Regions from separate parts of the Homo sapiens genome. Here region 2 is linked to region 1. The links are chromatin loops, found by intact Hi-C in ENCODE. Cell type or tissue: dorsolateral prefrontal cortex. All regions are shown on one strand.

Region 1 (2,500 bases):
CCCACTGTGCCTGCGAAGATTTTCAGCTTCAAAGTGGATGCCACGTGCCCTGCTCTCAGCACCTCAGAGCCAGCGACCAGAGCCCAAGACCTCAGCTAATGCTGCCCAGAAACCTGAATATCTCCCCTGCTGGGCTTGGCAGCAAGAGCAGCAGATGCCTGGTCCCTGCTGCAATTCCCCCACATTAGAGTGACTGAATCTGCACCACATCCTGACTCTGGTTGTAAAGGAGTCTGGGAAATGTAGTTTTTAGCTTTCCTGTTTCTGTAGTATAGGAAGGCACAGCAGAAAGCAGGTGAATGGATTTATCCTTCCCCCATCTGCCCTCCAAGTACATACAATTATAATACCATTTGGTTTAAGTTTCAAAATATGCAAAATGATACCATATCTTGCTTACTGATATATCATACACGTGTAAATTCATGTACATCCATACACCTGTATCCATGTATCTACATATGTGCATATCCATATCTAAGTATACAATTGCCACAAAGACAGTAAGATCAGTAGTGGTTTCAAGCACCGGCCCTGCAGTCAGACTGCCTGCTTCAAAACCTGTGTTTGTGTGACATGGAGCATGCACGTTTCCTCAGTCTTGATTGCAAAGCTTATGCTTCTCTGTGTGTAAAATAGGCATCATGATAGTACCCACCTCAATATATTGCTGTGGGCCTCAAATAAGCCAATGCCTGTAATAGACTTAGCATGGTGCTTGGCTCGTGGTAATAAATACTCAGTGAATTGTAGCTCTTTCCATCATAGATAGCAGAAGGCCTAGGTGGTCAACCCAACTCACTGTATCAGCCTGACAAGCCACTTAACTCCTCCGGGTGTTCATTTCTTGTCTTTCAGATGAGGCAGTTGCCCTAAATGAGGTGAGTTCCTAAGCCAATGTCTCCAGGTCCTTAGGGGAGAGTGAGGTTATTTCCTTGGCATTTTATGGTGGGCATTGGAGAATCTGGCTTCCAGAGTTTTTATTGTTATTTTTTTCTTACAAACTCTTGTCGTTCTAACTTATCTCTAGATGCTACCTGAGAGAAACAGAAGATAAAACTACCACCAGGACGCACCAGCAGCATGACACAGGGCCAGTGACTTCGGCTGCTAAAATCAAGACGTACACCAGAGGGCGCTGCAGTTAAAGAGCGAGGCAGAGGTGAGCGGGCTGCCCGGGTCCAGTCTCCTAGGGTCTAGAAAAGCTATGAGCACAGGCCTTGGGGAGGCGGTAGGAGGACCTGAGGCTTCCATGAAAACCAAGGGCAAACATACTGTTTCATTCAGGCTTCGGCTACCTGGATGTGTGTTCCTCGGGAGAGTGGTTGTGTGTGGTTTTCGCACACCGATATGGATTGTTCTTATAAAGCTGAAAGGGCCACGTTCATAAAACAAAAATAAATAACAAAAATAAAAGCTTTTATCTTTTGCTGTGAATTCTTTTTTTTTTTTTTTTCTGAGACGGAGTCTCGCTCTGTCACCCAGGCTGGAGTGCAGTGGCGGGATCCCGGCTCACTGCAAGCTCCGCCTCCCGGGTTCACACCATTCTCCTGCCTCAGCCTCCCGAGTAGCTGGGACTACAGGTGTCCGCCACCGCACCGGCTAATTTTTTTGTATTTTTAGTAGAGGTGGGGTTTCACCGTGTTAGCCAGGATGGTCTCGATCTCCCGACCTCGTGATCCGCCTGCCTCGGCCTTCCAAATTACAGGCATGAGCCACCGCGCCGGGCCATGAATTCTTAAATAATGAAAAGTGCCTGCAGACTTCTCCTACTCGGTGAATGAGAAAATGTCCATGTTGGCACCCCGTCAAGAGGATAGGTTTTCACAGTACTTAGGGGAGACAACCTCCAGAAATAAAATAACCTTGTGGCAGTTTACTCACAGTGACTTCAGTCCTCAGGGAAAATATGGGCTCAACAAACTGTACACTAGGACTATAATAAATATTGGAGATGGATAATAATTAAAATATAATTTCAGTTAGTTGAAATATTATTCCATCAAACCATTTTTAACTCCAATACAGATATACTTTTTGAAAAAAAAAATGGAAATACAGGCAACTTCATAGAAAAAAGGCCCTCATAAATGTTAAATTTAAATTTTTTTTTTTTTTTTTTTTTAGACAGGGTCTCTCTCTGTCACCCAGGCAATCTCAGCTCACTGCAAACTCTGCCTCCTGGGCTCATGCAATCCTCTTGCCTCAGCCCCCAACCCCCAACCCCCACCCCCTCGCGGCAGTAGCTGAAATTACAGGCATGTACCACCACACCCAGCTAATTTTTGTATTTTTAGTAGAGATAGCATTTCACCATGTTGGCCAGGCTGGTCTTGAACTTCTGGCCTCAAGCGATTTGTTCACCTCGGCCTCCCTAGAAAACATTTAAATTATCTCTTGATAGCTGTTTGTGTGAGAGGTGTTTATACTGTCGTGTGCTGTTTTTTCTGTTAACATAATTTCAAGAAAACAAATGAAGATTTTTATGCAAATAACCTTT
Region 2 (2,500 bases), 310 kb after region 1:
ATTGGTGTTGTGTTTGCAGTCATCTGTAACAACATGAAGTTTCAAGGGTTTTGGCAGACCCACATGAAGTACTTTGGAGCCTAAAAGTCACAGAGGCTAACTCCCTGGATACGTTTACTGTTGCTCTCAGAGATGATGGAATGACTAAAAAGCCATGAGAAGGGCTCTTCATAGAGGCCCTTTTCTGAGAAGTTTGCGTTGCATGGCATTAGGAAGAAGGTCATGTGCTTTTCAAAAATTCCATCTGCATAGGAACGAGAGCAATGCTAACATGAAATGGAGCAGGATTGCTGTATAGTTTTCAAACTATTCATGCATTCACTCAACAGTGCATTCACTCCACAAATATTTTCTGAGCTCCTTTTTGTTTTGTTTTGAGACAGGGTCTCATTGTGTCACTCAGGCTGGAGTGCAGTGGCACCATCACAGCTCACTGCAGCCTTGACCCCCGGGCTTAAGTGATCCTCCCACCTCAGCCTCCTGAATAGCTGGGACTATAGGCAGGCACCACCATGCTAATTTTTGCATTTTTTGTATAGATGGAGTTTTGCCATATTGCCTAGGCTAGTCTCAACTCCTGAGCTCAAGTGATTCACTCTTCTCAGCTTCCCAAAGTACTGGGATTACAGGCGTAAGCCACCATGCCTGGCCTCTGAGCTCCTTCTACGTGGCAGTTCCTGGGAGCCACTGGGGATAGTTGTCTGATGAACTGTATATTCTAGCAGAGACTGGGGGCTGGGTAGTGGATAGAGAGAGATGGTAAACCCATAAAATAAATGTAGAAAACAAGATTATAAGAGCAAGTAACCATACTTTTGAGAGACAATGGATTAAAAAAAAAAGAGAGCTTCTTCACTATCTCAAAGAAAAACATGTATGTTGAATAACACCTCCCAAAATGTAGTCATTGAAATGTGTTTTAGGTTTTTGGAAAAATTATCCTGAAGGAGCTGGCATTGATTTCCTTCCTGAATCTGTAAGCAGGTAAATAATGGAATCACCATGCGGCATCAGACTGCGAGGCACCGCCACCTGATTGAGGGTCCTGGAAGAAGCAGCGAAGCCTGCAGCAAGCTCAGCTCACAAGGCTGCCCAGGTGCCTCTGCAGCAGGCAGTCTTTTTCACTTTGCCATTGAGTTTGCTGCCCCCTAGCTTTCATAAGGCATAATCCCGAGAGTAGGTTATGATTAGTGATGGAGGAAAGAAAAATCTCCATGAAGCCCGCATCTCCAGTATGGTGACTGGGTCTGATAAGCGCGCCATGCATGTCTTGTAGAGGCAGCTTCCAGAACTTCCTGGTCAGGTTTAGAGGTGGTGATCTGATTGGAAAAGCTGGAGAGGGGCAGGCGGGGAAGTGTCTGGAAGCTACTCATTGCTTTTACTTAGATGTTTGTTATTTGGAGGCTTGGAAAGAGGTCGATGGGGTACCCCTTGGCCACTGAGTCCCCTATCAACGGGCATCAGCATCTCACTGGGTGGGGATGCTCTGCTTCCATGGTTGGCTCTGTAGTCATAGGAACTTGCCGTGGTGGTTGTTGTTTAGAATATAATATACAAGCCTTTATTAATATATTAAATACCAAGAGCTAGTCGTAGCTCTATAATTTTAAAGTAGTGATGAATGTAATGATATTTTAAAATATCTATAACAACTGTAAAATGATATGAAAATAACTGTGGATTTCATTGGTGATAAAGTCATAGATATTGCTAACACTACTGTGGTTTGCTGCCTACATTTATAAAGGAAGAAACTGCTAAATTTCAGTTAGATGTTAGTGAATATGAAAACTTTTTTTTTCAAATTCAAGTTCATGGACCTGCTAAATTCAATCCTTGGCCCTTTGGGGGTCTGAGGATTCCAGTTAAAAAAATCCTGACCTATAATAAGACCAAAGTACTCACATCGAGAGAGTGAAAGATAAAATAATAATAGAAGTCAACTTAACATTAATAATATTAATAAGAGGAATTGTTTAATATGGTCTGTGTATTTGCAGGTTTCTACTGCTAGAGACATACAAAATTCAGTATGGAGTAAAAGCTATGTCTTGAAAAGGACCAAGATATAAAATGACACTAAATTAAGGTGTAAATATTTTCTCAAAAAAGTTTAAGACTTGGCCAGGTGCGGTGGCTCACGCCTCTAATCCCAGCACTTTGGGAGGCCAAGGCGGGCGGATCACGAGGTCAGGAGATCGAGACCATCCTGGCTAACATGGTGAAACCCGGCCTTTACTAAAAATACAAAAAATGAGCCAGGCGTGGTGGCGGGCGCCTGTAGTCCCAGCTACTCGGGAGGCTGAGGCAGGAGAATGGCGTGAACCTGGGAGGCGGAGCTTGCAGTGAGCGGAGATCCCGCCACTGCACTCCAGCCTGGGCGACAGAGCGAGACTCCGTCTCAAAAAAAAAAAAAAAAAATTAAGATTTATCCATTGCAAGTTCAAATACTATGTGAAGATATGATCAAGGAGAAGAAACGCCATGATAAAGTAGAGCT

The links. Hi-C counts contacts between places; a loop is a spot of excess contacts. Peaks named below come from ENCODE experiments on the same cell type or tissue, not always from the same donor. Only the 100,000 strongest peaks of a DNase experiment are listed, where the experiment ranks them.
Region 2: a loop joins it to region 1, with 4 times the contacts of the local background. A loop is called at or near these places in 94 of 110 quality-filtered maps.

What each region holds. Positions count from the first base shown.
Region 1 is chr6:150,079,699-150,082,198 of GRCh38, forward strand. No RefSeq gene overlaps it. Among named protein-coding and RNA genes, the nearest start is that of ULBP3, 12 kb to the left of the region's middle. In dorsolateral prefrontal cortex, CTCF peaks have their summits at 1,135 (motif pointing right) and 1,347; DNase peaks (open chromatin) are centred at 103 and 1,153; H3K4me3 peaks cover 196 bases; H3K27ac peaks cover 221 bases.
Region 2 is chr6:150,394,471-150,396,970 of GRCh38, forward strand. All of the region lies in intron 4 of IYD (iodotyrosine deiodinase), which reads left to right. Among named protein-coding and RNA genes, the nearest start is that of IYD, 27 kb to the left of the region's middle. In dorsolateral prefrontal cortex, a CTCF peak has its summit at 1,136; a DNase peak (open chromatin) is centred at 1,101.